Regions from separate parts of the Mus musculus genome. Here region 1 is linked to region 2. Evidence: chromatin loops called from intact Hi-C (ENCODE). Cell type or tissue: left cerebral cortex. All regions are shown on one strand. Each heading gives the region's core, and the rest is flanking DNA. Links, peaks and the distances in the headings are about the cores only.

Evidence for each region. Peaks named below come from ENCODE experiments on the same cell type or tissue, not always from the same donor. Only the 100,000 strongest peaks of a DNase experiment are listed, where the experiment ranks them.
Region 1: it touches region 2 in a loop (5-fold over the local background); 2 of 42 quality-filtered maps call a loop at or near these places.

What each region holds. Positions count from the first base shown.
Region 1 is chrX:65,179,813-65,192,476 of GRCm38, forward strand. No RefSeq gene overlaps it. Among named protein-coding and RNA genes, the nearest start is that of Ctag2, 140 kb to the left of the region's middle. In left cerebral cortex, for the core only: no CTCF peak of the experiment used is centred there; DNase peaks (open chromatin) are centred at 5,444 and 5,867.
Region 2 is chrX:64,936,250-64,948,913 of GRCm38, forward strand. It overlaps the pseudogene Gm14673. Among named protein-coding and RNA genes, the nearest start is that of Ctag2, 110 kb to the right of the region's middle. In left cerebral cortex, for the core only: no CTCF peak of the experiment used is centred there; DNase peaks (open chromatin) are centred at 4,629 and 5,000.

The sequences.
Region 1 (12,664 bases), core at 1,523-9,522, 240 kb after region 2:
GAGGCCCAGTTAAAGACATTTTGGAAGATAAGAATATTAATAGGTGAAATGAAACTGTGAAGGTGTAGCCTGGATTGCCTTGGAGACGCCAAGATGATTTTGGAGATGCCAGAGTTTTGATATACCTGCCAAGACAATCTGTTAACAGAGAATAGAACCAGCTGAAAAGAGGTAAGTATATTTTAATCAACATAGCTGAAAGGAGTTGGAGATCTAAAGAACATCTTGACATTAAACATGAAGATACGAAATTTAGAATTTTCCCAGCTGGTTTTTAGAATTGTTTTGACCCACTATTTTCTCACTGTGTTCCCTTTTGTCTGTTTTGTAAAGAAAATGAATATTCTGTACCACTGTATATTGGAAGTGCATGGTCTGCTTCTTTAGTTTGGTTTTACAGAGGATCAGAGTTAAGAGATTGCCATGAGTTTAAAAGGAAACTTTGAATTTTTAAATATTTTTGAGAATTTCATAGACTATGGGCCCTTTTGAAGATGTACTGAATGCAGTTTCATATTATGATATAGCTACAAATCTGTGGAGGCTAGGGAATAGAATGTGGTGATTGGAATAAAAATATAGACTCATAGGGAGTAGAATAATTGTGGCCTTGGTGAAGGAAGTATGCCACTCTGCAGTCAGGCAGTGAGATTTTTTTTTCATTCTCTTTTCCTAATTCCTTCCAATTCAGATGTAGAACTCTTGTATTCTGTTCCAGTATTATGTCAGTCTATGTGCTGGGATATTAGCAGTGAGAAGACTTCTCATTTCTTATTGCAGTAAAATTGTGTTACATAGATATGTATCTTTCTCTAAAGTGAGTCTTGCTCAAAGATCTGCTTATCAGAGTTTCAACTTACTCACTTCAGATATGTAAGATACTTTTCAAAACATAACAAAGCTCTCACTGCTAGGGATGACAGAGATCCTTTCCTATCTATATTTGTTTTTATTGCGGCCATTGTTTTTCAGCCTATTTTATAACCTTATCTAATTTCTCTTTAGGTGAAATTGATCACTCTTCTTTAGCCCTCAAGATAATCAATCTATAACAATAGGTCTTTGGTGTCAGTTTACACAGAGATAGAGAGATTGTTGCCTTAGCAACAGTTTGGGTGGTTTGGGAATTCACACAGAATCCCATTGCACAACTCAATTTGACTTAACCAGTTCCCAATACTGGAAGCTCCTTTGGTGACAGCAATTTCTGGTAGGGGCTATGTCTCACCCAATACTTGATTGCCTTCAAATATGTACATATATTGTAACTAGCTCCTATTGTATTTGGTTTCTATACTACCCCCCCAAACAGCCCTTAGTTTTTAGCTGTCTCTGCCATGTATTCCCTCTTCTGTTCTTTGATTTCCTCCCCTTCCCTGCTTGACCCTCCCATTACCATCACCTACCACTTGCCTTTCCAGAAGTATCTAATTTGTCTTTCCAAGGGAAACCTATCTATGTACCTGCAATCCCTTCTACTATAACTAACTACTGTGGTTCTATGACGAGGTTCTATTACCATTAATATAACCACTAATATTCAGAATAAACAAATGCATGTCACATTCTTCTTTCTGAGTCTGAGTTTTACCTCACACTGGAAGATCTTTATCTAGTTTCATCTATTTAACTAATTTCATGACTTCATTTTTGATGGCTGAGTGATATTTCACTTTGTAATTCCTCATTTTATTTATCATTTTTTTTCTGTTGAGTGATAGTCAAGCTGTTCCATTATGACAAGAGGTACAATAAGCATTATTAAGCAAGTGTCTCTATGATAGGATAAGCATCCTTTGTGTATGTACTCAGGCATGGTAGAGCTTCATCTGGAGGTAGATCAATTCCTATCTTCCTAAAGAACAGCCAAACTGAATTCCATAATGTTGTTCAAGTTTGTACTCCCAACAACAATGGATGGGTGCTCATTCCCCTAACTCCAGATCCTTGTCATCATTAGCTGTCACTTGTCTTATTGATCTTGGCAATTCTAATGGTTATAAGATGAAATCATAAATTAGTTTGAATTTACATTTCCCTGCATATTGTTGAACATATACTTCAGTGTTCATGAGCCATTTGAGTTTCCTTATTTGGGAACTCTCAGTTTATCTCTGTATCCCATTTTTAATTGAGTTATTATTTTTCATATCTAGTTTCTTGTATTCTTTATTGATTTTAGATATTAGACCTCTATTAGATGTGTAGTTGCATATTACAGCAATATGGAATGATAATTGAGGTATGTATTCAAAAGAGAGGCAGTGGTTGTTTGATTTTCCAGATGATCCAACTCTTATTCTTTTTTGACCCTGTGGTAACTACTCTTAAAACTCACAGAAACTATCATATAATATAACAATGTAATTCCTGTATATAGAATTCTACCTCATTCATATTATAGATCATTGCACAGGTATATTTGTTGCTTTCATAACAGTAAGTAAATGTAAATAGCCTAGATGTCATGAACATATGAGTGAAAAATGAAAATGTTAATATACATATGTAATATATACATATATAATATTATATATAATGAAATATTCAGTCACCCATAAAGCTATTGGAAGTTATAAAATTTGTAAAAAAGTTAATGGAAATGGAAAATAATTATATAAATTGAGATAACCCAGGCTAAAAAATACAAATTTGTATTTTCTCTCACATATGAATACTAACCTTAAACTATTAAGTATATTGGTAGGAAAAAATAAAGGTAAAACACAGGAAACCAGAAAGAGGCTCATGAGAACTGAAAAAAGAAGGTTTAAGAAAAATTAAAAGGTAGGGAAAAAGGCAAAGCATGGAAGTAGGAACCAGGACCTTAAAGGTGGGAGGAAGAGAGAAAAAATAAAATCTTAAATATGTATGGAAATGCTCACAAAAACGCTAGCAGCAGTAGACTCATACTCTTCTATAATAATGATAATAATAATAATTTTTATAGTATTAAATATAGCAATGATAGTCAATATTATTAAAATGGATGTAATAAGTTAACATTTCAAACCCCAGAAATTCTTTTATTAGTGTGCATTACACTTCACCAATTGCTCAATTATACAATAAGGTATAATCAATGAGAGTCTATATGAAACCCTGTTAGTCATGCCTCAGGGACAAGAATCAATTCTAATTAGTCTCTAAAAAAGCTATTTCTAAGGTCTTGATTCTATTTCATATTTCATAGTCAAATTTTATAAAAATTCATAAATATAAAAATAGAATCCTCCTAAATGTACAATATTTTCTATAACATATAATTACAACCATGAAGCAAAAATGTGGTTTTCTTTAAATGATTTGCCGTTTATTTAGATCTTATCACAGGAATCTGATAGAACAGATGAATTAAGGCAAGTACTTGATTTAGATAATTTCTAAATCAAGTCTTCTCACTAGGCAATTTAGGGAGATAACATCTTTCTGTGGAGGACAAAATCGTTTCTGAACAATTATTGAATCTTCATGTTCCTGGATATATACTGTCCAGCCTTCAGAATTGTAAACACTATAGATATTTGTTCTGAATTTAAACATTTATTTCTGAATGAAGGAAGAATACTCATAAAACTGAGAATGGAAATGCAACATACAAAGCCAAGAAATTCAACATTATTCATAAGATATAGAAAGTTGTAGGGTTACAGCTTTCATGAGTTATCACCAGTGCTGTGGTAGATTTGGTGATAAACTCACTGACTAGATCCTGCTTTCTTTTTTTAAAAAGTCTTTTTATTAGATATTTTCTTCATTTACATTTCAAATCCTATCACCAAAGTCCCCTATACCCCTCCCCCTCCCCTGCTCCCTAACCCACCCATTCCTGAATCCAGGCCCTGGCATTCCCCTGTACTGGGGCATATGGTCTTCACAATACCAAAGGGCTCTCCTCCCATTGATGGCCAACTAGGCCATCCTCTGTGACATATGCAACTAGAGACACAGCTCTTGGGGGGTTCTGGTTATTTCATATCATTGTTCCTCCTATAGGGTTGCAGACCCTTTTAGCTCCTTGGTTACTTTCTCTATCTCCTTCATTAGGGGCCTTCTGTTCCATCCAGTAGATGACTGTAAGCATCCACTTCTGTATTTGCCAGGCATTAGCATATACTCACAATAGAGAGCTATGTCAGGGTCCTGTCAGCAAATCTTTCTGGCAAATGCAATAGTGTCTGGATTTGGTATATGTATATGGGATGGATCCCCAGGTGAGGCAATCTCTGGATGGTCGTTCCTTCCATCTTAGCTCCAGACTTTATTTCTGTAACTCCTTCAATGGGTATTTTGTTCCCCATTCCAAGAAGGAACGAAGTACCCACACTTCGGTCTTTCTTCTTCTTGAGTTTCATTTGTTTTGCAAATTGTATCTTGGATATTCTAAGTTTCTGGGCTAATAACCACTTATCAGTGAGTGCACAGCATGTGTGTTCTTTTGTGATTGGGTTACCTCACTCAGGATGATATCCTCCAGATGTATTCATTTGTCTACGAATTTAATAAATTCATTCATTTTAGTTGCTGTGTAATAATCCATTGTGTAAATGTACCATATTTTCTTTATCCATTCCTCTTTTGAGGGACATCTGGGTGTTTTCCAGTTTCTGGCTATTCTAAATAAGGCTGCTATGAACATAGTAGAGCACAGGTTAATCAATGCAATAGAAATGAAGGCCCAGAAATGAACCCACACACCTATGGTCACTTGATTTTTGACAAGAGAGCTAAAACCATCCAGTGGAAAAAAGACAGAATTTTCAACAAATGGTGCTGGCACAACTGGCAGCTCTCATATAGAAGAATGCGAATTCATCCATTCTAACCTCCTTGTACTAAGGTCAAGTCTATGTGGATCAAGGAACTCCACATAAAACCAGAGACACTGAAACTTATATAGGATAAAGTGGGGAAAAGCCTCGAAGTTATGGGCACAGGGGAAAAATTTCCTGAACAGAACAGCAATGTCTTGTGCTGTAACATGAAGAATTGACAAATGGGACATCATAAATTTGCAAAGCTTCTGTAAGGAAAGACACTGTCAATAAGACCAAAGGGCCACCAACAGATTGGGAAAGGATCTTTACCTATCCTAAATCATAGGGAAATAATATCCAATATATTTAAAGAACTCAAGAAGATGGACTCTAGAAAAACAATTAACCCTATTTTTTTTAAATGGGGTACAGAGCTAAACAAAAAATTCTCAACTGACGAACACTGAATGGCTGAGAAGCACCTGAAGAAATGTTCAACATCCTTAATCATCAAGGAAATGCAAATTTAAAAACCCCTGAGATTCTACCTCATATCTCTCAGAATGGCTATGATCAAAAATTCAGGTGATGGCAGATGCTGGTGAGGATGTGGAAAAAGAGGAACACTCCTCCATTGCTGGTGGGATTGCAAGCTGGTACAACCATTCTGGAAATCAGTCTGGCAGTTCCTCAGAAAATTGGAAGTTTAGAAAATCTTCTACCGGAAGATCCAACAATTCCTCTCCTGGGCATATAGCCAGATGATTTTCTAACTTGTAATAAACCCTGCTTTCTTATGGAATCCTTCCTCCATCTTGTTGTAAATACTTTGAAAATTTCAGTGGTTCACAATGAAATTTAAAAAAAAGTACAAGTAATTTATGAATTTATTCTTAAATCATATATTTCATAAGACTTTTTGTTATTTTTATGTGGGATATTTAAAATTCTACACTATGTCCCAAATTTTCTTTTTTAGTATGTTACTTTTTTTTTTTTACAAGAGTGTTATCTTCTTAAAATATGTTATCTTGAACTGTTCTTTTTCTCTTCTTGAAAATTCTCTCTGCAGAAAGCCTTGTGTGGGCAGCTAACATGGAAGCAACTGTCACGTAGCAACACCCAATCAATGAATGTATCTTTGTCATTTTCAGTGCCAAAGAAAATTTATTTACTCAACTAACATTTATTAAGTGTGACTAACTCTGTTAGCTAATGGACTATTTGATAAGGCTAAAGCAGTAGTTACCAGGAAAAATGGCCTGCTTTAATGGAGTATGTTCTAATGAGATGAGGATTGGGAAAAATTGCCTTGGTTGATGAAATGCGATATGCAAAAAAAGTAAGCTAGGTGGGGTGAATAGAGAGAAATAAAGTTAATATATGGGAAAGATTCACTTTAACATGACATTGATCCTCTATAACCATTCACCTCTCCGATTCCAGACTGCAGAAAGTTGTCATATGTCATATGTTGTTAAAATATATCATAAAGTTTTAAAATATAGGCATTCTAGCACAAGAAATTATTAGATAAGCGATAATCTTCACTAATAATGTATTTCTCAGCTCTCTTGCCTCCCTTTTCCACAAAGTCAAGTACAGCCTGCTGTGGCCAACATTTTACTTTCTTGAAGTTTGCATGACTCTTTATTTTATTTTTTTTATTACGTATTTTCCTCAATTACATTTCCAATGCTATGCCAAAAGTCCCCCACACCCTACCCCCCACTCCCCTACCCACCCATTGCCACTTTTTGGCCCTGGTGTTCCCCTGTACTGGGGCATATAAAGTTTGCATGTCAAATGGGCCTCTCTTTCCAGTGATGGCCTACTAGGCCATCTTTTGATACATATGCAGCTAGAGTCAAGAGCTCTGGGGTACTGGTTAGTTCATAATGATGTTGCACCTACAGGGTTTCAGATCTCTTTAGCTCCTTGGATACTTTCTCTAGCTCCTACATTGGGGGCCCTGTGATCCATCCAATAGCTAACTGTGAGCATCCACTTATGTGTTTTCTAGGCCCTGGCCTACTCTCAAAAGAGACAGCTATATCAGGGTCCTTTCAGCAAACCCTTGCTAGTGTATGCAATGGTGTCATCGTTTGGAGGCTAATTATGGGATGGATCCCTGGATATGGCAGTCTCTAGATGGTCCATCCTATTGTCTCAGATCCAGACTTTGTCTCTATAACTCCTTCCATGGGTGATTGTTTCCAATTCTAAGAAGGGGCAAAGTGTCCACACTTTGGTCTTCATTCTTCTTCAGTTTCACGTGTTTTACAAATTGTCTCTTATATCTCGGGTATACTAAGTTTCTGGGCTAATATCCACTTATCAGTGAGTACATATCATTTAAATTCTTTTGTGATTGTGTTACCTCACTCAAGATGATGCCCTCCAGGCCCAACCATTTGCCTAGGAAATTCATAAATTTATTCTTTTTAATAGCTGAGTAGTACTCCATTGTGTAAATGTACCACATTTTCTGTATCCATTCCTCTGTTGAGTGGCATCTGGGTTCTTTCCAGCTTCTGGCTATTATAAATAAGGCTGCTATGAACATAGTGGAGCATGTGTCCTTCTTACCGGTTGGGACATCTTCTGGATATATGCCCAGGAGAGGTATTGCTGGATCCTCCGGTAGTACTATGTCCAATTTTCTGAGGAACCGCCAGACGGATTTCCAGAGTGGTTGTACAAGCCTGCAATCACACCAACAATGCAAGAGTGTTCCTCTTTCTCCACATCCTCGTCAGCATCTGCTGTCAACTGAATTTTTGATCTTAGCCATTCTGACTGGTGTGAGATGGAATCTCAGGGTTGTTTTGATTTGCATTTCTCTGATGATTAAGGATGCTGAGCACTTTTTTCAGGTGCTTCTCAGCCATTTGGCATTCCTCAGGTGAGAATTCTTTGTTTAGATCTGAGCCCCATTTTTTAATGGGGTTATTTGATTTTCTGGAGTCCACCTTCTTGAGTTCTTTATATATATATTGGATATTAGTCCCCTATTTGATTTAGGATAGGTAAAGATCTTTTCCCAATCTGTTGGTGTCCTTTTTGTCTTATCAACGGTGTCTTTTGCCTTGCAGAAGCTTTGCAGTTTCATGAGGTCCCACTTGTCAATTCTCAATCTTACAACACAAGCCATTGCTGTTCTATTCAGGAATTTTTCCCCTGTGCCCATATAATCGAGGCTTTTCCCTACTTTCTTCTCTATGAGTTTCAGTGTCTCTGGTTTTATGTGGAGTTCCTTGATCCACTTAGATTTGACCTTAGTACAAGGAGATAGGAATGGATCAATTCACATTCTTCTACATGATAACCACCAGTTGTGCCAGCAACATTTGTTGAAAATGCTGTCTTTCTTCCACTGGATGGTTTTAGCTTCCTTGTCAAAGATCAAGTGACCATATGCGTGACTCCTATTTACCTGCTTTTATGACAGACTTTATCTTGAGAACTACTTTTCCAGGTTTGTTTTTGTTAATGTCTTTAAGGTTTGAACAAATAAAATAAGAATAAGCAAAATGAATTCAGTTCATGTTTAAAAGTTTGTACCAATCAGTAGAGAGTTTGTTGTCTTTACACTCCCAGGCTCTCCTGGTAGCATCTTGGGGCTTCTTACATCTATAGTTGGAAAATGTTATCTTTAAGTTATATTTCTTTATATTTTGCTATAAGACTTTAATTCAGAGTGCCTTTCTTTCCTATTTGCCTCATTTACTCCTCAAATATTTATATTAAGAATCTCTTCACATATAGATGCTGTTTCTTTTGTAACAAAAATAATTTCCCCCTGAGAATGTTAAAAACTGGTAAGAGTCCCTTTTCTTCTATGCAGATATTGCACAACTGAGCTAACCTCACAGCCTTTCTCCTTTTAAAGTTTTATTTTATTTGTATATATGTGTGTATATGTGTATGTGTGGGTGTGTATGTGTGTGTATGTGTATGCATGTCTGTATGTATGTATGTGTGTGTGTATGTGTGTGTGTGTGAAAGTGTACATATATGCTTTATCTTCTGAAACCAGAAAAAGGTCTTCAACTGACCTGGTGCTTGTTATAGGTAGTTGTGAATCTCCCCATGTTGATGCTGGTAATATAATTCTTACCCAGGTTTACTGGCTGAGTCATCCCTTAAGACTTGCCCCAGCTTTAATAATTTCTATTTTTAAAGAAAGTGTTACTAAATTGCCCACATTATATATAATATTATATCAATGTAACCTTAATTGACAATGATGCTAGTAGTAATCAGCAAATTGTTGAGACTTGTCCATAAATATGCATATTCAGAAATAATGTACTACTATACCAAATGTCAGCCTTGAACACATACATAAAAGTACCATTATATGACTTGAGCGGCATACAACAAATATTAGCTTTTTTAAACATTAATTTTATTGAGAGAGGAGTGGTACAGTACATTAAAGTATTTGGAGGGAGAAAAAAGAAGGGTGAAGTAGTGAAATGTTGTAATTATAATTTCAAAAATAAAATAATAATGTCAAATTATTTTGGAACATTGATCTCTCCATTGCTCTGTGTGTCTGTCAGGGTTCTCTATAGCATCCAAACGCTGACACCATTGCATACACTAGCAAGATTTTATCGAAAGGACCTAGATGTAGCTGTCTCTTGTGAGACTATGCTGGGGCCTAGCAAACACAGAAGTGGATGCTCACAGTCACCTAATGGATGGATCACAGGGCTCCCAATGGAGGAGCTAGAGAAAGTACCCAAGGAGCTAAAGGGATCTGCAACCCTATAGGTGGAACAACATTATGAACTAACCAGTACCCCGGAGCTCTTGTCTCTAGCTGCATATGTATCAAAAGATGGCCTAGTCGGCCATCACTGGAAAGAGAGGCCCATTGGTCACGCAAACTTTATATGCCCCAGTACAGGGGAACGCCAGGGCCAAAAAGGGGAAGTGGGTGGGTAGGGGAGTGGGGGTGGGTGGGTATGGGGGACTTTTGGTATAGCATTGGAAATGTAAATGAGCTAAATACCTAATAAAAAATGGGAAAAAATAAATAAATAAATAAATAAATAAATAAATAAAGAGTCCCAAGGAACCAAAAAAAAAAAAAGAAAGAAAAAGAAAAAGAAAAATATGTAAATTGTAGATTCACCTCCTATTTTGCTAGTGATCAGCCTGACTTCCAGAGTAGACCAGGGCAGGCAGGTATAGGTTATGTTAGCTATTGCAGGGCAAAACTCACAATTGTTGGAGCAAAAGTATCTTACTATTGATAGATTTTATAATTTTTATTTTATAATTTATATTTTATAATTTATCGCTAGTCTGCGGCTAATAGCATCTAGCCTCTGGCAAAAACAAAAACAAACAAACAAACAAACTGCAGATACAGCAGGTGATGAAGCAAAGAAGGCTTAATTACTATACTCTTTTGTCTCTGTCTCAGTGGCTAGTTGAGAGGCTTAGATTTTGATAGCTGAATCAGTGAAAAAATAAAAGAAAAGAAAAGAAAAGAAAAGAAAGGAAAAGAATGAAAAAAATTCAAGCACACCCTGAGACACACATACTAGATTAAGCAGAGAAGGGCTAAATTTGCCTCGTTATTGTTGTACTTATCATTTATAGTTTCTCAGGATGATTGATCACATGATTTTCTAAGTACATTTACATTCTGAAGTTCATAGTAAGTGGAAGGTTCATGTCATGAATCAATAAAACTTAAGGAATTACAAAAGAATTATCTATATGCCATTCTGCTATGACTATTACCTGACTAAACACTCATTATCTGTGACTAGATCAATAATTTCATTATAAGTTGAAAGCAATAATTTTTATGTCATAGTTTTGTCAAGAAACAAAGCTTCTGCCTTGTGTCTTATTTTTATGTCTTATACAGATAAACTAGTCCATTATTTTATTTTCTGTCCTTGCACCTATGATAAATTATCTATTCCCAATTGATGACCTTTAGTTAACAGATCGTGGCCTCATTCCTAACCTGGAATGAATGTTTTCCTTGATCCTAAACTGCTTCTAAGCCTTCTTTCTTTTCCTAGTGCAATTAGCCTGTGACACACAAGGTTTAAAGAGCTCTATTTTGAGCTTGTATACAATAAAGGACTTGAGATTTCTTGTATCAATTTAGGAATTCTACAAAATCATTATCAGGAGTTTTGAAATAATCAGGTTATATACAACTTCTTACTTTATGAAATTATATCTTCATATTGATTCTTCTAGAAATTTCCCAAATAGGGTGGGTTAGTGCCCCAGAATCATTTGGATATGTAATAGTGACAGGAAAGGAAAATCAGCAGCAAGAAGCAATCCTCAGATGAAGTCTGTAAAGACCCTGCATTCTCAGTGCTCATCCATCACCTCCATGCAAAATGATGGGCAATCTTCAAAAAACTCATTTCCTTGACTTAGCCTTTCCTAAATGGCTTCTAACACTATTTACTGAAAAATTAAATCAAATTAAGAGAGCAATACTCATGGAAGGAGTTACAGAGATAAAGTTTGGAGCTGAGACAGAAGTAAAGACCACCCAGAGACTGCCCCACTCTGGGATCCATCCCATATACAACCATCAAACCCAGACACTATTGCATACGCGAGAAAGATTTTGCTGAGAGGACTCTGGCATACCTCTCTCTTTTGTAAGGCTATGCCAGTGCCTGGCAAATACAGAAATGCATGCTCACAGTCATGTATTGGATGGAACACAGGACCCCCAATGAAGGAGCTAGAGAAAGTACACAAGAAGCTAAAGGGGTCTTCAAACTTATAGGAAGAACAACAATATGAACTAACCAGTACACCCCAGAGCTTGTGACTCTAGTTGCATATGTAGCAGAGGATGGCCTAGTCAGCAATCAATGGGCGTGGAAGCCCTTGGTCTTGTGAAGATCATATGCCTCAGTAGAGAGGAATGCCAGGGCCAGGAAGCAGGAGTGGGTGGGTTGAGTAGCAGGGCAGGGAATGGTATAGGGGGCATTGGGGATACCATTTGAAATGTAAATGAGAAAATATCTAATAAAATGCCATAAAATTAATTTATAGATAAGGTAACTTGAAAAAAAAAAAAAAAGAACACCCATGCTTCCAATTGGAGTCAGCTCCAGGCCAACTTGGATACAAATGGTCCCACGGTCACCAGAGGACACTCCATGAAGCAGGTGCCCTAGTACACCCAGGATCTTAGGATCACTGGTGAGTGGAACACAGCATCTGTTCCAAAGTAATCCTGAGAAACCTGTGCCAGCAGAAGCAAGGACACAGGAGCCCTGTCTGACCAGCAGTTCAGGTTCCTTCTGGTTGGTGCTGGTATATCTTGGTTTCAAACACAGCAGACAGCGACACTGTCCCCAGAGGAGACACCACTTCCAAGCACTGTAACAGGCCCAGCATCTTAGGATTCCAGGATCCCAGGACACCAAGAACTTGGTCACACGAGGATCTCAGGGTCTCAGAGGAAGCTTGACTGCCAAGAACTCTGACACACCCAGAATCTCAGGTTCACAGGATCCCGGAATCACAGGATCACAGAGAGAGCTGGACTCTGAAGAGTCTTGAATCAAGACTTTTTAGAGTTTAATGAAAATGAAGCCACAACTTACCCAAACTTATGGGACACTATCAAAGGATTTCTAAGAGGGAAACTCATAGCTCTGAGTGCCTCCAAAAAGAAACTAGAGAGAGCACACACTAGCAGCTTGACAACACACATAAAAGCTCTAGAAAAAAAAGGAAGCAAATTCACCCAAGAGAAGTAGATGGCAGGAAATAATCAAACTCAGTGGCGAAATCAACCAAGTGGAAACAACTCATCCTGAGTGAGTTAACCCAATCACAAAAGTACTCAAATGATATGTACTCACTGATAAGTGGATATTAGCCCAGAAACTTAG
Region 2 (12,664 bases), core at 1,450-9,449:
GACTTATTTGGGATACACCCTTCGAGGTGGAAAGCAGTGGCTAAAAGAAGCCAGAAAAAGACTGTAACTCAGATCCCCACCCCAACTACACCAAGGCAAACAAGAAAATTCTTAGGTACTGCTGGCTTCTACAGACTCTAGATACCTGGGTTGGTGACCTTAGCTGCCCAGTTGTACCCCCTAACCAAGGAAGGGAGGTGTTTGTGTGGACCCCAGATCACCAGAAAGCCTTTAAAGAGATTAAAAAGGCCCTACTGATGGCCAGCCTATGCCTGACCTAACCAAGCCTTTCACTCTTTATGTAAAAGAGAGAGCAGGGGTCACCAAAGGAGTCCTTACTCAGACTTTGTGACTTTGAAAAAGGCCAGTGACTTACCTATCCAAGAAGTTACACCCTGTTGCCAGCGGGTGGTTTTCTTGCCTGAAAGCTATTGCTGCCATAATCTGCTTGTCAAGGATGCTGATGAGCTCACTCTGGGACAGCAAATAACTGTAGTGGCATCCCACACTCTTGAAAGCATTACCAACGCTCCTGTGACACATCAGAGCTTTTTGTTGTCTAAATGAGTGATCTTCGCTTCATTCCACCTGCTGTCCCACTGCGTGAGACTGCACCTACTCATCACTGCGCTGACATTCTGGCAGAAGAAATGATCTGAAGGATCAGATCAGCCTTGGCCTAAAGACAGTAGCCTCGAGGTTAAAGGTAAGCAGAAGGCAGGGACAGCAGTATGGTGGTGAACAGAAAGCAAGTGATCTAGGCCAGCAGCCTTCCTGAGGGACGTCGGCCCAGAAAGCTGAACTTATGACTTTAAGACAAGCTCTATAAATGGCAAAGAAAAGTCTACACTGACAACAGGTATGCTTTTGCCACTGTACGGGGCAATATACAAAGAGGGCTGTTGACATCTGCAGAAAAAGACCTAAGATGCTGTGGCTAAAAAAAATCAGGTGGCAGATCTAACCGCCAATCAGGTGGCCCAAGGAGCAATGATCCTGGCAGTCAAGGAGCCTAAAGATTATTATGACATCAGAGAGACCAGCTTTAGATACACCGCTGAGCACTATCAAGTTATGGACAGTATTTGACTTGGCCTGGGGGCCAAGAAATTCAAAGGTGTGGTTAGGTCCTTTGACTACTATGTTACAGGACTCTCTGACTTGGCAGAAGAAATAGTCAAAAGCTGCAAGGACTGTGCTATGACGAGGTAGAATTTCTAAAAGAAACTTTCCCAAGGTAATTGGATCCAATAAAGGACCTGTCTTTGTTGCCCAGGTAAATCAGGGACTGGCCAAGATATTAGAGATCGGTTAGAAGTTACATTGTGCACGCAGGCCCCAAAGCTCAGGACAGATAGAGAGAACGAATAGAACCATTAGAGACCCTTACCAAATTGACAGCGGAGACTGGCGCTAATGATTGGATAGCTCTCCTACCCTTTGTGCTCTTCAGGGATAGAAACACCCCTGGACAGTTTAGACTGACCCCCCTCCACTGGTAAAAATAGCCTCTGTACATAGTGCTGACATGCTGCTTTCCCAGCCTTTGTTCTCTAGGCTCAAGGTGCTCCAGTGAGTGAGACAGCGAGCAAAAAGCAGCTCCAGAAGGCCTACTCAAGAAAAGAAGACCTGCTACATTAGACGTCTCCACGCAAAAAACCTTGAGACTCTGGTGGAAAGGCCCTTATCTTGTACTCTTAACCACCCTACTTTCTACCTTTATGGGACCCCTTTTGATTTTGCTTCTGCTTTTAATTATAGGTCCATGTGTGTTAAATAGGCAAGTCACCCTTATTAGAACAAAAATTAGTGCAGTGCGGCTTTTAGTTTTGAGACAACAGTACCATGCCATAAAGGATCAAGTATGTCAGGAAAAAGATAGTATCTAGTTCTAAGATTAGAACTACTAACAAGAAGAAGGGGGGAATGAAAGAGTAGTAAACTCAGTGCTCCAAGGTATGCTAATCATAAAACAGATAGTGACATTCCTCCACCCACCCACTTCCTGAGTTCAAGGAGTATTCATTCAAAGAAAGTCACCCTGGCCATTACCGGAAGCTGCAATGCAAATGTGCTATTGTTAGGGGCTCTTAGAAACTGTCTTGAGAGTTAACAATTACCAGGTATTCCTTGTGACACCTGTGACTTTGTACTTCCTTGTGACTCTTATCTGGTATTTTTTGGTATTTTCCAACAACGCCCTTCCCACCTCCTTGAGTTGTGGTTTTTCTCCTTTAAATACCCCCTAACTCAGCTACTCGGGGCGCCACAGTCCTCTACCCCTGCGTGGTGTATGACCGTGGGCCCGAGAGCGCTCTTGAATAAAAATCCTCTTGCAATTTGCAACAAGACCGTTTTCTCGTTGGTGATTTTGGGGTGTCGCCTCTCCTGAGTCAGAACGTGGGGGAGTCCTCACGTTGTGGGTCTTTCACTTGTGATATATTTTGACCACAAAATATTAGGCTTGCTTATAAGTATTTATTTGATTTATATTCTGTAGAGAAATTTTGATCCAACAACATGGCTTTTCTGGTTAGGGATCACATCCAAAGACCTTTTAGGTCTGTGTGATGCCTCCGGAATGCAGACAGGCTATAGAGTTTAATCTCTTTGGGTGGAATATGGACACACCCTTAGTACCCACTTTTAATCACAAACAGTATAGGTAAGGTTAGTTAATAGAAAGAAGCAATCATAAGTGAAAGTGATATCTAATTGAGGGGCAGACAATGTGATGAATCAGAGAAAGGTTTGACAGAGTGAGTCAGAGATAGGATACACTCAACTCTCTTGCCAAAGGACAGGAAAGAGAGGCAACTACAAAGAGCACTGTAGAAAGAAAATGTCAGTCAGTTCTGCTAAGTTCATTTGAGTGTAGAGCAGTTTGAGTGGAGCTCAGTGCAGTTCCATGTAGTTAGTGCAGTTAAGTTCTTGGAATTCAGAGGCAGTTTTACTAAGCAGAGCAATCTATTTAGAAGCCAGGAACCGGGTACTCCTGAAAGGCAGGCTGAGGCTGAAAGAGAATAGAGAAAAGACAAGGCCAAGACAATATTCTGATCAAAGCCCCAAAGTATACTAATAATCTGTGCTTATATAAACGGAAAGCCCATCTCCCGCAGATCCATTCTTGATGCCTGTCTATAGCCTGTAGGTGATCTATCTGAAAGAACTGTTTTGGCAAGTAGGTGTTAATTACTGGGTTGCTTGGTCTCCCTGATATTTCAAGGGACTCTCAGCAGGTAGCAGTGTCTTGGAGAAGAGCAGCAGCAGATAACAGAACAATAGAGCCATCTAGGTCCAGGTCTGAAAGCTTTACCCCAGGTGGTCTCATTCTCAGTGGCAGCAAGGCCAGAGCCAGTCTACTCAAGCCTGGGGGAGGCTACAAGGAGAAGCTAGTTTGAATCAGTTAGCTTGGAAAGAAGTTTGAGCCAGAGCAGCTGAGTTGAACCAGCCATCAGAGATCAGGACAAGGTAGTAGGATGATCTTATTCATCATTTAGCTTCTGAGATGTCAATTACATCTGCAGAATAAAAGTTACTTTTACAAAATATACTATTAAGACAACATGATTTAATGATCATTTAATATATTTTTGGTTAGTGAATTATGTGCCTGAGAATGATCTTGAACTTTTTATCTTCCTGCTTCTATCTCCCATGTACCAGGTTTATAAGACAACACTACAATTCCCAGTGTTTGTAGGGCTGGGTATTGAATCCAGAGCATTGTGCATTGCAGGCAAGAACTCTCCAAACTAAACTACATTGGCAGCCCTAGAGAAAAAAAGTATTATGTCACCATCACATATATACTTAAATATAATTATCTGGTAATTGGTGAACATTTTTAATAGTTTTTTCATGGTAAAATCACTAACTATTCATCACATAAACAATGTCCTTTTATTAATATTACACATACCTTACGCAAATCTTACACTTTTTCACAGGTTTTGTTACATTATTACCATCTAAGGTTCTTTGTATATCTTACAACTTCCCTCAAGTAGTCAGTAAAATTTTTTTTTCAGTAAGTCCTTTCAAAGGAGCAAAGGATTATGAATATCATGGCTAAACGTTACACATTTTTTCATCACTTCAGTGAAAGATACATCACAATGATTGAACTCAAAATAACAGCTATAATGGTTTTTAATTGATTTGGTTATAATTGTGAAATTAAATTCAGCAATTAATTTGAGTGAAAGATCCCTCTTTGATGTCATGTTTCATTGGAAAACCCACTCTTACTTATTGGTGGATATTTTTGCATTTAGCATGCAACAACTGCAAATTTCTGAAGTGAGTCTGAAGTAGAAATGAAAAGCAATGGAACATTCAATGATTCTGTTGGTGTCCTACTTCATTTGTGAACTCTAATTATAGAGGAAAAGACATCTTTAAAGAATAACATTCTAGTTAAAGTTAGCCAGCCAACCCACCTATATTATTTCTTAAACTATTTCCATGAAGCAAAGAGTACCAACTTGTATTCTATAATATGAATTTCATTCAACAGAAATTCACAAGTATTTGTAGATCACATCCTAACTACTGTGCAACATGGAGAAAGAGGAAATAAAAAGATATTCCACATTCTGGAGAAACTCACTCTCCAGGGTAAGAGGTAGACATGGTAACAGCTCCTGACAGACCAGTATGTTTAGAATAGCAACACTAACATATTGTGAAGGAGGATAAATGGAAAAATTCTAAGACATTATTTTTGAAATTATAACTACATCTTTCAGTTCATAATATTGTGTAATAATTAGAAACACAGATGCATTTGGCTTTTCTGTGAATGGCATACACATCTAATTGTTAAATTACTTTTTTTGTATCTTTAACTACAGAACATTGCTGGAAAATCCTGGCCTTTGACTGGAATAAAAATGACATTCTACTGTGTTAAAGACAGATGGTCTGGTCCTCTGCAATCCATGCAATCTATCTAAATATATCTTTATTCTCAGTGTCTATGCACACTGCTGGTTTATGGTCCTTGGTTGGAATGTTAGCCAAGTCATTTTGTGCAAAAAAAGGAACTGCGTAGGCTAAAGCTTGGATGAGCTCACTTGAAATTACTTTCTATTTTAAGTCTCTAAGCAACTGTGCTTTGGGATCATAATATAAGATGGCTTTGTCTTTGGCTATAGCTTTTATAAGTTTTGCACAAAGATAATAAAGAAGATTTTATAGACAACAATCAGAAAGAATATTTTAAAGATCTGTGAAAGGAATCTACTGAGATTGCCATTACCTTTCATTAATCATGATATAAAAAAAAAAACATTGTTATGTTTATGCTATACTTAAAGAAGAAAGTGTGTATCATTTATAATACTATTTCAAATTATACATGTCACTTTCCATATATTATTTTAGATAAACTAAATCTTTATTATTGTGTACTGTCAAAGATCTTATAGTAAATAATATCAAAACTATCATAATATGAAAACTTTAGTTTCTTGAGGTTTTGTTTTTGGTGACATGAAATATACTGAATAGCTGATAATTAATATTCATAACCACTGTTATCATTGATCATGGTTACATTGTTTCAAGAAACCATACTCAATAGATCAAACTTCCATCTCATCCTGATGTACTTTATAAAATAACATTAAACCCTGATTTTCTTCCCTCTTATCTCTATCTCCCACACATATAGTTCTTTGAGCAGAGACACTTGTATCTTAAAGAATTTGTATTAGCTTGGACATCAGATTCTACCTATCTATCCATCTATCTATCTATCTATCTATCTATCTATCTATCTATCTATCTATAGTCAATCTATAAATCTATAAATATTTATTTAGAAATATTGTTTATCTCACCTTAATTTTCCCAATATATGTTCAGTAAGTATACAGATTTAACTATTTCTTAAAGCAATGACAATTCAATGAACTATATCTTCATCCTATATATTTATGATATACATGTCTCTAGAATCAATCTCTCTCCTTATTAAGATTCAAAAATTGAGTTCTAATTTTGATGAGGCACTCTCTAACAACCCTACACTTGGGAAGGCTGACTTTGATAGGATTAAATATTGTCACCAGAATTATAAATAAAATCCGTTTCTGTGTTTTTATTCAAAAGGATAGCTCTTTGAGAAACTATAAAATGGAGAGATATCTTGAAAACTATAGACTGATGTTTTTTCTGGTACTTTTCTTCACTTTACATTATACTTTTTTTTATGAACACAAGATTAAGAGCACATGCTCAAATATAGCCATTACCAAAAGTCAATATCTTATGCTTAACTTGGGAGAGATCAGTATATATTTTAGTTTTAAATATTTTCTAATATCAAAGAAAATGTTAGTTTCAATCCATATTAGTTCTCCTAGCCAGAAACTATGTGCTTCTTCCAAACCTAACCTTGACAGGTTGCTACTACAGTAGCAACAGTCTATCTATATTTAAAGGTATATACTGAATGACTAAATGGGAGAAGCAGTGAGCTTGAGATGTAATTGAATAAGCAAATATAGGGACAAATAATTTAAATAACCAAAGTAATAAGTTATAAATTTCACTCTACAGTTTAAAGAGAAAATATGAAAAACATCATTTTCTGATGGCCTAAACAATGAATGAAGCACACACAGCTTGTGGTAATCGGGAATGTTTTCCTAGGCAATTAGGTTAAAAAAAAAAAAAAAACATTACTTCAAGTGAAGAGCCAAGAATTCAAGTATATGTGATAGTATAAGCAAATTACACACACACACACACACACACACACACACACACACACACACACACATGCAATGTTTTCAATAAAGGGAATGAATGGCTTATTTGGTAAGAGCAAGTATACACAGAGCAATAGTAAGGGATGACACTGCAAGACTGAGCTATAGAATTATATTGTGAAGAATGATGACTACTGAGATAAAAATCTAGTACAAAAATGGTTGTGAGCTGTGTAGACAGCTTAGTGGGTTCAAATGTATCATGTGTAAGCACGAGGACCTGAGCTCACACACTCTGCACCCATATAAAGTAAAGCTGTGACCACATAAAGACAGGAGGGTCAGTAGGGTGTGTTGGCCAGCTATTCTAGTTAAAAAAAATGAACTTCAGGTTTAGTGAGATACCTCTGTTCACACAAATAGACTACAATTTTTAAAAAGTAAACTCAGTCATGCACAGCTCACCCTCAGCCGAACTGGATCAGGGCAGTAAAGCTCTGATTTAAGGGTGTTCAGAAGCCCTGGAGAATGACAGAGTTTGGTGCAAGTTGGCTATGACTGCCCATCATAGATCAGCTATGCCCCATCAAAACAAGATCACCAAGACCTGTATTCTTTGTGCTTGTGAACAAATTATTTAGCCAGATTGAGCCTCAATTTCCCCAGCTTTAAAGTAGAAATTGTTCCAGTAAATCTCCTCCCAAATATGCCCCGGCAGTGAAAACACAACACAGTTAATATGATTACATGCTGTGCTCCTAGATTGGGCAGATCTACCATTACACTACCATCTTCCACAGCTTATGAGACCCCTTAGAACTTGTTGTTTCTCTAGGCCATGTGCTTCTGCTCCACTTTTCTTCATCTTTGTCTTCCTCCTCCTCTGCATCCTCTCCCTTCTCTATTTTCTCCTTCTTCTCTCTCCCCCTTTCTGCTCTACCTTCCCTTTTATCTGCCCAATCATCAGCTCTCCTTTATTTTACAAATTAAGGTGGGAAGCAGGTTTACAGGAAATCCCCTGAGCGCTGACTCATTCCTTGTTCACAGACCCTCACAGAAGAACAGATTTAACATTAAATATAATTAGTCCCAGGGCTATCTACAACAGGAACTAATTATTCATATCTACTGGGCTGTTCATGAGCTAAGTAGAAGACCAGGACTATATGTCGGACTCCTCTATTAATGTTCAAGAAGACGTCAGACCTTGTGTGCCAATGCTGAGGCAGATCTGAGAAGCCTGTCCAAAAGAAGAAAAGCAATAGCAAGCTAATCTGAGAAACAAGCAGAAGAGCTTGAAAGAAGAAGAGCAGGAAAGACATCGGGTTGAAGAATGCACTCATCTGTAAAACCAAAGGGTTCGCTTTGCTCCAAAAGATGGGATGCAAGAGTGGATAGGCTCGATGCCCCAGTGTAGGGGAATGACAGGACAGGGAAGCTGGAATGGGTGAGTTGGTGAGCAGAGGAAGGGGGGAGCAGGTGGGGTGTTTGGAGGGGAAACCAGGAAAGGGGATAACATTTGAAATGTAAATAAAGAAAATATCTAATTAAAAAAAGTAAGAATGGAGATGGTATTGTTGAACCAATTCCTCTCAATGTCAAAACAGGAAAAAGTGGCATAGGCCACCAGTCATTATTAAAATGGAAAGCAGAGGAGAGGCTGGAAAACTACAGGAAAAAATTTCACGTAAAAAAAAACAAAATGAAGCAAAGGCCGCTGAGCAGTTTCAGATGCGACTGAGAGTAAGCTGGACAAAATGAGGCTCAAAGGAGACCTGTAAAGAACCCAACAGGCTTGTCATCAGCTGGATGCCCAGAATATTCAGGTTCCCAGGGAGGTGTGGTACTGCATGAGGCCTGAAGAGGAAAATGAGGAAGAGGAAGAGGAAAAAGAAAAACATGGTGAAGATGAGTGCCCAAGTGAAGATTTGAGTGTGCTAAAAAAACTGTAGATCCTCACTGGCTACTTACTAGAAGAATATTGCATTCGGTGTGGGACAGCCAATGAAGATAAAGAAGACTTACTTTTGAATTGCCCAGCACCAACCTCTGTGGTTCATGATTGGGATTGTATTCAATAAAGACCCTATTTGGCAGCACAAGAGAAATGTGTTACTGAGACCTGCTACAGGGATGAAATTTGGAAACTGATGATTTGTATATGCTCTGCCAGGGAGTGGCACTGTTAGAAGGTGTGGCCCTGTTGGAGTAGGTGTGACCTTGTTGGAGTAGGTGTGGTCCAGTTGGAGTAGGCATGGCACTGTGGGTGTGGAATATAAGACCCTCACCCTAGCTGCCTGGAAGCCAGTATTCATCTAGCAACCTTCAGATGAAGATGTAGAACTCTCAGCTCCTCCTTCATCATATCAGCCTGGATGTTGCCATGCTCCTGCCTTGATGATAACATACTGAACCTCTGAACCTGTAAGCCAGGCCCATTTAAATATAGTCCTTATTTTAAAAAAGTAAACTCAAAATAAATCATAGAAAAAATGGTAATAGAAATTCCCGATCTAGAACATGATATTTAAGAAATCAGTTAAAAAAAAACACTATGATTTACATATCACACAAAATAAAAGGTAATAAACAAAATTTCACTAAGATTGAATCACTTATATTTAAGACACAATAAAGAGAATGAGAAGACAATGCCCTTACAGAGTGGATATCAGATAACATGATTGTCTCCTTTTAATAATTCTCAAAATGCAATAATACTAAACAATACTTACTATTTTATATGATTTGGAATGATAAACTAGTATTAAGATTTTTTTTTTAATCTTTGCCATTTGGTTTGGTTGTAGTGTTTCATAAACTAAATCAAAAGCAAAGCCTATGGGGAAAGACATAAAATAGGCATGTAGTTATTATACAACAAAGAGAAATAAAATTTTCTCATATTGAAGATAAGAACATAAAATGTCAAGTCATATACTAGAAGAATGTTTAGAATAATTCCCAGGAAACAATACTCTAATATTCAAAAATTTAAAAGTACTTTTAAAATTAAACAGTAGGAAACACTGCTGAGGGCATCATATGCTTGGATTATAGAACAAGGAGAAATCAACATGGCACTGACTTGGAAGACTCATGACTATTAACTAGCTTTCATGATATTGGAACGTGGTATGCATGCTACCAGAGGAGAAAATAACCATCTATTATTGCTAAATGTGAACACTTTGAGCTACAATATGACTGCCCTGGCAAGATATGCCCATGGGTGCAATAATGGAACAAACATGGGAGTAATAAACCATGTTCTGATTGGATTTAAGTATTACTTCAAAAGATGAAACTGTCACCTAGCACCATTATCAGTCCAAGTCCTATGGATATATAGGCCATAGTCCCTGGGGGAGAACATACTATCATTGTTCTGTGAAATAGAAATGTTATTAGATTAAATCCTAATGAATGATCATTATATTGATAGAATAATAATTTTTTAGCCCTCTTCTGAGAATCATCTAATTAGCAGTAGATGGTGATTGACATAGTGTCCCATAATTGACCAAGGTGAAAAGAAGAGACTATATATGATAGAGGGAAAAGATTAGAAGAGACAAATATGGTGGATGACTCCAATAAAAGTGCTTTTAAAGTTTATTATTATTATTATTATTATTATTATTATTATTATTATTATTACAAAGCACCTGAAGAAATGAACTGACAATGATTAAGATGCACAGAACTGTTAAATCTTAAGCTAGGCAGAAAGGACAAGGCAGAAGGGGTTGAAGGGATGGAAGAGGAGTGCTATTCCGGAGGGTGGGGGTTTTGGTGGGTGATAGGTCTGGAATCCACCATGCTTCCAGGAGCAGCTCTGCGACTTGGGTAGGGGGGTGCAGTTTCTTACCAACTGCTCTGAGCACACTCGGTCCTCTAGGATGGATGAGGATATGGGGTTTTCAAGGGAGCAGACCAACTTGGGGTCTGCCCCAGCTGCAAGGACCCAGTGAAAGGATAAGTTTTTCTTTTCATTTTACTCTTCTCTACTTTTCTTGATTTGAGGCTATAGTGACTGGGACTTTTTTTATTTTCTTCTTTTAAATATGTTTTTGTTCAGTATCCTCATTATTCCATGTTATTTTCCTATATAGCTGATTTGATGGAATAGTTTTCTGATACCATCTTCATGATTATTTAATTAAGGTACTCTGTATGATCTTGAGAAAAACTTAGGTAAACTACAGTTTCAATTTTCTATAAGTGAGTTAATAAATATATAATCTGCCAAATTAAAATAGTAAATAACAAGTGGTGTATGGATAAACATACAAATAAATGGATAGGTAGATAACAAGTATCATCAATTTGAGTGTTCAATGTATTTAATAGAAATAACCTAGAGGGTCTCCTTTAGAGGCAGTCAGATGGTGATTCCTGTTGAGAGAGTTCTGTAACTGGCCCTTTGGTACTTTGTAGGTTCTTTTTGCTTCCACTGTTTCAAACTTCTAACACTAGAGAGGAGAAGAAAAATGGAAGAGGGGGAAAGAGCCACATTATCGTTAGACCACATCCTGCTGATTAGGGGTATTGAGTTCTTTGGGGCAAGTTTAATATTTGCCTCCAGGATATCTAATTTCTTCTTGATTTGTTTCCTTGTTTCCAATAACTACTTCATAAACTGCAACCAACAACAAACAAGAGCAACAACAACAGTCCCACCACCTCTTAGGGCTCTAGCATTTATTTATCCTCTGAAAAGTTCCCAGAATTCCAAACATCATACACTTGAAGAAACTACTTGCAGAGAGTAAAATAATGCTCCTGCTAGAGCACAAGGCAAATCATAGTCAGCTGCTGTGCATAATCTGAAGCAGTACCATATCCCACATCTGGGACTAATATGAAATCATATTCATATGATATTTCTATGTTTTATAAGAACCCAATATTCTCACTACAGAGTCCCAGGAAGAGTAAAATGTCCTTTCTGGTAAAACTTCCAAGTAAAAATAATAGCGAGGGGGAGTAGAGTGGAGGGGAGGGTAGGAGAGGAGAGGAGAAGAGAGGAGAAGAGAGGAGAAGAGAGGAGAAGAGAGAAGAGAAGAGAAGAGAAGAGAAGAGAAGAGAAGAGAAGAGAAGAGAAGAGAAGAGAAGAGAAGAGAAGAGAAGAGAAGAGAAGAGAGAACAAAACTAGGGAAGGTAAAGTAGTCAGTTGCAATTCCTGATTGACTTATCCTCCCATTGCTGACTTCATGGTGGGCAACTGGACTCTTGTATTGTATGACCTTTCATATTATAGTACAAACAATATTAATATCTCTTAGGACGACTTACCTCCTAAATATTTTCAAAGATAAAGTGCTACTCACCGAGAGAAAGTTGATCTCCACCGAGGAACAATGAAGGCATTTATATGAAATTATTTAAAAAACTTTTCAAAATGTTTAGTTCAGTCACAAAATAAGGCTATTAACTATTTTTAATGCTGTATCAAATTAGAATAGAAAATCAACTAACAACTGTTCTGTTTTTGTAAATCCACAAAGGCATTCAGAATATATCAGGAGAATTTTTATCACCATAAGCAGACATCTGGAAGATTTGACTGAATTGGACTAATAAGCTTTAACTACAACACTTTGCCTATTATTTTGCACCTTTACTTTGAACGGTCACCTCTTAATATAACTTCTAGAGCGTTCTTAACTGCAGCAATGATTCTCTATTCTGAATTCAGCTGCCACACAAATAAAACACCTGTCATGATGTAGTTATTTTAGGTAGTCCTTATGTAGTCCTAGATTTAATCTTTAGTTCAAAGGTTTCAGAACTTACAAATATCAAAAGTTACAGAAGCAGTTTTGTGGGGGTGGTTGTGCTTTAAAAATCTCTACTTATGAGGAAACTGCAAAGGTCTGTGCATTAAAACACAGTGTGTCATTGACTCTGCAACTAAAAGCATACAGGTTTTTTCTCTCCAA